Regions from separate parts of the Homo sapiens genome. Here region 1 is linked to region 2. A link is a contact called in ENCODE Hi-C or POLR2A ChIA-PET data. All regions are on one chromosome and are shown on one strand. The core of a region is the stretch at or near the end of the contact, and the rest is flanking DNA. Distances in the headings are between cores, read along the strand shown.

Region 1 (3,720 bases), core at 766-3,265, 1.8 Mb after region 2:
AAAAAATGGGGAAGATGGTGTAGGTGTGGTGGGTTTACCGGCTCGTGATACCCAAAAGTCTGGGGACCCCTGATACAGTTCAATTTTTTAAGACAGGGTCTTGCTCTGTCACCCAGGCTGGAATGCAGTGGTGTGATCACGGCTCACTGCAGCCTCGACTTCCCAGGCTCCAGTGATCCTCTCACCTCAGCCTCCTGAGTAGCTGGGACTACAGGCATGCACCACCACACCCAGCTAATTTTTGTATTTTTTTGTAGAGACGGGGTTTTGCCATGTTATCCAGGGTGGTCTTGAACTCCTGAGCTCAAGCCATCCTCCCACCTTGGCCTCCCAAAGTGCTGGGATTACAGGCATGAGCCACCGCGCCCGGCCCCAATTCCTTTCATTTTTTTTTTTTTTTTTTTTTTTTTTTTTTTTTTTTTTTTTTTTTGAGACGGAGTCTCGTTCTGTCGCCCAGGCGGGAGTGCAGTGGCGCGATCTCCGCTCACTGCAAGCTCCGCCTCCCGGGTTCACGCCATTCTCCTGCCTCAGCCTCCCGAGTAGCTGGGACTACAGGCGCCCGCCACTGCGCCCGGCTAATTTTTTTGTATTTTTAGTAGAGACGGGGTTTCACCGTGGTCTCGATCTCCTGACCTCATGATCCGCCCGCCTCGGCCTCCCAAAGTGCTGGGATTACAGGCGTGAGCCACTGCGCCCGGCCGTCCTTTCATTTTTGAGATTGGGGAGCACAAGCTGGCCCAGTGTCACACCACGGCAGCTGATCCAGGACTCAGATCATCTGCTTCCCAGGCACTGCTCCTTTCCAGTGCCCACCCTGTGCCTGCTGATAACTACTGGCATGTAGACTGACTGCTAAAGTCAATTTGTGTTAGGAAGCCACTTCTGGCTGTCCCTCTCCGTCCCTTACTGGGCAAAAAAATTTCCTACTCGATCTACTTAGTAAGTGACATTGCCAAGATCTGAAGACAGATCCGGCTGCCTACCCCATTCCCAGCTACCCAAAGTGCCTTTAACTGGGCACTTAAGGTGCTATTTTAGCCCTAACTTCCCTTGGCTTACTCTGTCATCCTTACGGCATCCTATAGCCAAAAAAGAGCTGATGAGCTGTTCAGCGAGCCTTACCCTCAAACAGGCCACACAAGAGTCTCCCTCCCTCCCTGCCTGTGCTCATGATGCTCGCTCTGCATCTTGCCCCAGTATCTCTTGTAGAACTCTTTCCTGTAACTTTCCAAGCAGGGGTAACAAACTCAAATGCCCTCAGGAAGCAGACGGGTAGAAGAAAGCTTCTACTTCACTAAGCTGGGTTGGGTCCCGCATACCACCCCTGAACCGCCTAGACCCTTGATCAATCTCTCTCTCTGCATCTGTTTATGAGGCCCCGGCGACCACAAGACCAGATAGCCACCCCGAGTGCTGGGTGACCCGCCGCTTCCTCCTTCCGTCCCCGCCTCAGGCGCTTACCTTGGCCACCTCCCAGGCGTCCACGGGCCAGCGGCCCGGCCGGCAGTTTCCCCAGTGCACATCTCCATTTCTGTTGACATGATGTCTCAAAATCTCCCTTTTCCATTCAGCGCACACCTGACACTGAGGCTGAAACTACAGGGGGCGGCGGTGAGGAGGGGCCCAGGAGGGAGGGACGTCGCGGTGGGCCCCGCATCGCGGAGGGAACAGGACACTTGCGCTCTGGGTCTGGGACAGGAACGGGGATGAGGAGGGGTGGGGTGGGGGCGGTGGTCAAGGCCCCGAGCCAGGTGCTCACCTGGCGGGCGCGAGGGCTGCACCGTGAGCCGCCGCGGCAGACGGCGCGGGGCCCCAGGCCGGGGGCTGCGGCGAGTAGGCCGCGGTGGAAGGAGAGCACCTCGCGGCCGACGAAACCCTGCAGGCAGCTGCGCAGCAGTAACAGGCAGTGGCCCGCCTTCACCCAGTTCTTGTACTCGGCGCAGTTGAGGCGCGCCGCTAGCTCCGACAGCACCATGTCTCCCACTTGGAACCAGGAGGTTGCGGGGCGTGGCGGACGGCAGTGCGCAGGCGCGGAGCCTGGGAAGTACCCGAGGCAGCGGCGCCTGCGCCGGCGGCAGCGACGCCTGCGCCTGCGCGGCGCGGTGCCACCGATCCCGGGGCGGGGCATCTTGACTTCCGGGGCACGTCGGCTCCACCCCACTTGGGTGACGTCTGACGTCTGACGTCTAACAACTTTGGTGCTTGGGGAAGCAGTTAACTATTTGAAACCCTTAGGCCCTCTTCGTCCCCCAAACAGAGACCCTGTCAGCATCCGATTCGACTCCCTCTCCTAATGTAGGGCACTTCTGTTTTAACTTTTTTTTATTGTCCAGATGTACAAGGTGCTCAGGGCACATTGCTTGAATCGTGTATGTTCTTTGCATTATACAATTCTAGAGTTACTGGTTCCTAAGCCCACAGACCAGCTGTAGCAAATTGAGGTATTAGTGAAACGTGACCGCTGGCTGCCTGCGGTGTGCCAAGCTAACCCAAAACTCAAAATCCCCCGCCACTGGACCACCCAGAAGGGGGCGTTTGCCTGTTTAGGGCAACACATCACTTGGATTCTAGAAGGCTGCACACCTGAGCCAGATAAGGGCATCCTGAAGCACCTAGCAAAGGTTAGACGATAATTATCTAGTATTCTTGATTATATGATAATTAGTGCTCCTTGCACATGGAAGTCTGATTTAAGTTCCAAAGAAGTGCCACAAAGGTCAGAAGGCACTGGGATTGTCAACTCCAAGTGACAAGTCAGGTCAGTTTTAGTTGTTTTTAATGAGCTTTCTGAGCTTGGAAAACATGTCAAAATTGTGTGTAGTTAAAAGCCTCTGAGGAAAGAGTCTAAACATTAAACCTTCCCGACTGTGGTTCACAGCAAAAATGTCCAGTGTTTAGGAGCACTAGCTCAGACTCAAACTGCCCCTTCTTAGCAGTTTGATCTTAAGCAACCTTAATTTGATCTCAGGCAAATTACATTTCTCTGGGCCTCCATTTACTCATTTTTAAGAAGAGGATATCAATAACCTACCACATTGGGTTGTTGTGAGGATTAAATACACATTGAAATATTAAGAAAATGCCTAGCACACAGTAAGCTCTCAGTAAATACTTGCTATTATTTTATATTGACCTAAATATGCCCTTTCATCAATCAGTTATATTCTTGGGCAAGGTATTTTAACAAATCACTGGCCACTTGGAAGTGGAGGCAACTTGCAGAAAATTGTGAGCATACCATGGAGTTCCTGGAGTTGTGCAGCACAGTGCTGGCTGGCCTCTGCTAACTTTGTCTTAATAACCTCAATGCTAAATCCATCCTAAGTAAATTTAAATCACATCCTTAGACACACTGTCCATTCTCAAACCGAATGAAAAAAAAATTCCACAAGAAACAATGAAATACACATTAACATTTTCCCTCTATGTCCCTTGAATGTAAGTTCTCTTAAAATTTTCTGTATACTGATTTTATATCAAGAACACTTGGATGATAAATAAACATTAAGGTAAAATGTAATAGGCACTTCTTTTGGGGGGAAAAACTATGAAAGGAACAACTTTTTATATTGAAATTGCATCAGAATCCAGGGTAGCAAAGTTATAACTTCTTGAAGTTATCAAATTAACCACAGTCCAAAGAATGGCTGTTAGTATCCTTTGGCTGAACAGATTACTGTGTTAATTAGAACACAGTTATTAGTGGTTCTTAAATTCAAA
Region 2 (3,798 bases), core at 289-2,788:
GTTAGTGACTAGGATGGATGAGCGACTCAAAAGAGAACATGAAGAATGGCTACAGGAACTGGGGATAACTGACTTGAAGAACAGTAGACTTAAGGAGACCATATCTACCTTCAAACATCTGATGGTGTGCTTCATGGCCTTCTGTAGAGCTCCAAAAGATAGAAGAACACTGGAGAACGGAAAATAGAAGAATGTAGGCAAGGGCGACCACTTGGTGGGGATGTTGTGAGCGATTTCAGCACAAGTGGATGGTTGGACTACATGGCCTTTAACACGAGAGTCTGACTGTCATATTTCTAGGACATTTTTCATGAAATGGATCCTTCTAAGTCTGTCTCAAAATAATCCAGGATCTCTGCTATCTTGGGTTGGGCTGGCTTCTTGCCTTAAAATATCATCTTTCTTCCAGTTCTAGGCCAGATCTCTTCTTTATCCAGTCTGACTTTCTTGCACCAGTTTACTCTTGCTGACTACTTTGTTCAGGAATTTCTGGTCACTTTTAAAATGTCATTCCCCCCCCCCAAAAAAAAACTATCCAAGGGACACAGTACAAGGATAATTTGTGGACATTTTTGGGGAGATGAGCCAGCAAAGCATGCTTTCCAGGTTGCTTAATTAAAAGAGTGGGAATTAAGAACCAGAATTTAAGAGTTCCGGCAGGGCGCTGGTGGCTTACGCCTGTAATCCCAGCACTTTGGGAGGCCGAGGCGGGCGGATCAAGAGGTCAAGAGATCGAGACCATCCTGGCCAACATGGTGAAACCCCGTCTCTACTAAAAATATAAAAATTAGCTGGGCGTGGTGGTGCGCGCCTGTAGTCCAAGCTACTGGAGAGGCTGAGGCAGGAGAATCACTTGAACCCGGGAGGCAGAGGTTGAAGTGAGCCGAGATTGCTCCACTGCACTCCAGCCTGGCGACAGTGCGAGACTCCGTCTCAAAAAAAAACAAAACAAAAAAAAAGAGATCCAGAATTCCAGAATTGCAACTGTGAACCAAGAAGTGGGGATGGGTACCTCAGACAAGGCTTTTACCGGAAATTTAGCATATAGGATAGAAAGCAGAGACCAAAGACCTCTTGCTTTGAGGCTGTTGGCGTGCTACAAGGACTCGAAAGTTATTTGTTCAACGGATGACTTCTGTTTTCTGGAGGCAAACTGAATTCCGGGCAGGTGGCTCAGCACCTCCAGCCTGTTCCAGATCGGGACAGGGAAGGTGCCTGGGGCAATCAGTGAGGTTTCCAACCTTCCTTAGGCCTGGGCCAGCCCGCTCCCCTCCCATGTGACCCCAGGCAACCATTTTAATTTTTTTACAGCCAAGCGTAGTGGAGAACTGGCTGCGCGCCGGTTGCCAGGGACGCGGCAGCCAGCTTGGCGGGGCTGGGGTGAAAGAGGACGCTGCGTGGGGGAGGGCTCCGCGGCTTCTGACTGGCTGGAGCATCAGGATTCATTTGCATAATATTTTCTGACGGCTTCTGATTGGCTGAAGCCAGAGGGGCGGTGGTGGGGTGATTCCAAGGGCCCAGAGCTCTGGCCGGCGGACCTTTTCCTTCTGGAGTTTCCCCGGCGGGTGTGAGTTGTTGCGGGGTCTGGGGGAGCTGGGAGGCCCGGTTTGGGAAGTTTTGCAGGCAGGTGCATGAGCCATCTTTCTCTGAAAGTGTTTAAGAAATGTTCAAGAACAGCGGCCAGAGTCAAGAAACTGGGGGATGAAGGGTTATCTCGAGACTAGACGGAAGGAAACGTATCAGGGGAGGGGTGGAGGCCAGAAGGAAGGAGTTAGGTAGGGGCCCTCTCCCAAGCTGGCGTTTTTGCTGGGTGGAATCCTTTTGCTAGATCCCTTGGATTTCCGTTTTCCGTGTGTTATCACACTGTTGGAACTGGGAAGAAGAGAAAAAGAGGCAAGATTTTGGCATTTAGTAAGTTAAGTCTGAATACCGAGTTTTCATCCGGGTGCATACGTACTTAAAATACCAAATGGGTCCAGGAAGGGGGACAAAGTACGCTTTAATTTATGAGAAGATCAGCTACTAGAAACTGTATATCTGTTTTTCTCGAGTTTTCTTCTTGCAGTGCTCTTTCAATCTCATTGGACATATTTTATATTATTTTCCTGCTTAAGCACTGGGGGTTGGGTGGAAGGATCTGTGGCTCATCATAGGCAATTTCCACACTTTTAAGGTTTCTGACTCTTCACATAAACACCTCTCACTATGATGAGGTCCTGTATCAAGTACAATTAATCTTTGTACTTTACAATTTACATAGTGATTTTTATTTACATTATCATATTTAAACTTAATCAAAGTCCTTGGCACGGCCCATGGAACAAGCTCCATTTTTTTGATAAAGAAACTGAGGCTAGAAAAGTTTCTATGTGTGCAGAGAAGGAAGGTGAAATTATTTTAATGCTTCAAAGTTATATAATGCTTCCTGCCTCCCTGTATTTTTCTTTCCATTGATCTTCCTTCAAAACCCTGATAGGTCTATCCCAGTTTTGCAAGTAAGAAAACATGGGCTGTGATGTAGAGCTAATACGTTTTGGGGTAGTGGGTCCTCAGACTTAGGTCTGTCTCCAAGGGTCACTGACTTTGTTTTGTTTTGTTTGTTTTTTGTCAACAGATTAGTCCTTGTGGCACCAAGTCAGAATTTCATTCAAAAGACAATTAGGAAGATGGTTTTCTATGGAAAATATTTAAGTGTAGGTCTTAATGTGAAAGAAAGAGGGAGAGAAAGAAACCCCTTTATTATGTTCTCCCTTCCTTAGGCATTTTTTGTCCCGTGGGAAAAAACTGTACTAGGGACAGAGACCTCTGTTAAGTTTTAGAGAAAAGGGATCTTTTTTTTTTTTATTTGAGACAGAGTCTTGCTCTGTCGCCCAGGCTGGAGTGCAGTGGCACGATCTCGGCTCACTGCAACTCCGCCTCCTGGGTTCAAGCAATTCTCCTGCTTCATCCTCCCGAGTAGCTGGGATTACAGGCGCTGGCCACCACGCCCGGCTAATTTTTGTATTTTTAGTAGAGACCGGGTTTCACCATGTTGGCCAGGCTAGTCTGGAACCCCTGACTTTGTGATCCGCCCGCCTCGGCCTCCCAAAGTGCTGGGATTACAGGCGTGAGCCACCGTTTCAGGCCGAGAAAAGGGATTTAAAATGAGAAGCTTGAATCTTATTGAACATAATTGTAGGACTGCCAGAGAGGACTGGTGGATGAGGAATATGGCAAGGGACATGAGATGGGAAAAATTAAATAGGCTGTGGTTTGGAAGTCTCAAAGTGAAATTCAAGGTGCAAGGCTCTTAAAAGTTAAATCCAGCGATTCGGTACATAGCTTAGGCCCTATTAAATGACCCAGTGCTTTAAGAACTATCTTTTGAAAGGAACACTTCACACAAGCACCCTCAAAAATAATTAGACACCTCCCCATTTCTCTGTTAAATGGTGAAAGACACCCAAGACTAGACCTAACTACTGTCACCCTCTCCTGGCCTCTTGGCAGCCAAAAGGCCACATGGCCCAGGCTCTCCAGCATCACTGTGTAGCCGACTTGGACAAAAATGGACTTCTCCCCATTGCCACTTGCAGATCTCTTCAAAGAATCAGCAGATCTGATAGTGTGCCCCTCTTCATCCCCGGCAACCACTGTTAAAGGAAAGATTGGGAAAGATCCCACCCCGCCAGGAGGGAGGCAAAAGCCTCTGACGCTCCCCTCCCCCCATAGCTGACCAAGGCCAGGGCCACTGCGGGAGCACCGCGCGTCCACGTGCACCCAGCATGCCCGGTCACCCTTTATTACGTAAGAGTCCCA

The links. A loop is a pair of places that touch in the nucleus more often than their neighbours do. ChIA-PET counts read pairs that join two places held with the same protein, here RNA polymerase II (POLR2A). Pooled maps may share reads with other maps.
Region 1: a map of OCI-LY7 shows a loop between it and region 2 (7-fold over the local background). The contact joins the promoter of CXorf38 here to the promoter of MID1IP1 in region 2. A Hi-C loop is called at or near these places in 2 of 168 maps with a recorded cell type or tissue (OCI-LY7 and naive thymus-derived CD4-positive, alpha-beta T cell) and 12 of 50 pooled maps. POLR2A ChIA-PET finds 5 or more read pairs at or near these places in 1 of 52 experiments (AG04450).

What each region holds. Positions count from the first base shown.
Region 1 is chrX:40,645,546-40,649,265 of GRCh38, forward strand. It overlaps CXorf38 (chromosome X open reading frame 38), which reads right to left and starts at 2,016. Exons shown (of 7, transcript NM_144970.3): 1 at 1,760-2,016; 2 at 1,462-1,596. The coding sequence starts at 1,975. MED14 (mediator complex subunit 14) reads right to left here. Exons shown (of 31, transcript NM_004229.4): 31 at 2,760-3,720. RefSeq lists an enhancer at 1,197-1,396 and silencers at 1,647-1,796, 1,917-2,216, 2,052-2,232.
Region 2 is chrX:38,799,921-38,803,718 of GRCh38, forward strand. MID1IP1 (MID1 interacting protein 1) reads left to right here and starts at 1,539. Exons shown (of 3, transcript NM_021242.6): 1 at 1,539-1,567; 2 at 2,615-3,798. It overlaps MID1IP1-AS1 (MID1IP1 antisense RNA 1), which reads right to left. Exons shown (of 2, transcript NR_046706.1): 2 at 1,328-1,872. RefSeq lists enhancers at 1,236-1,530, 1,560-1,639, 1,749-2,256, 2,590-3,431, 3,432-3,798.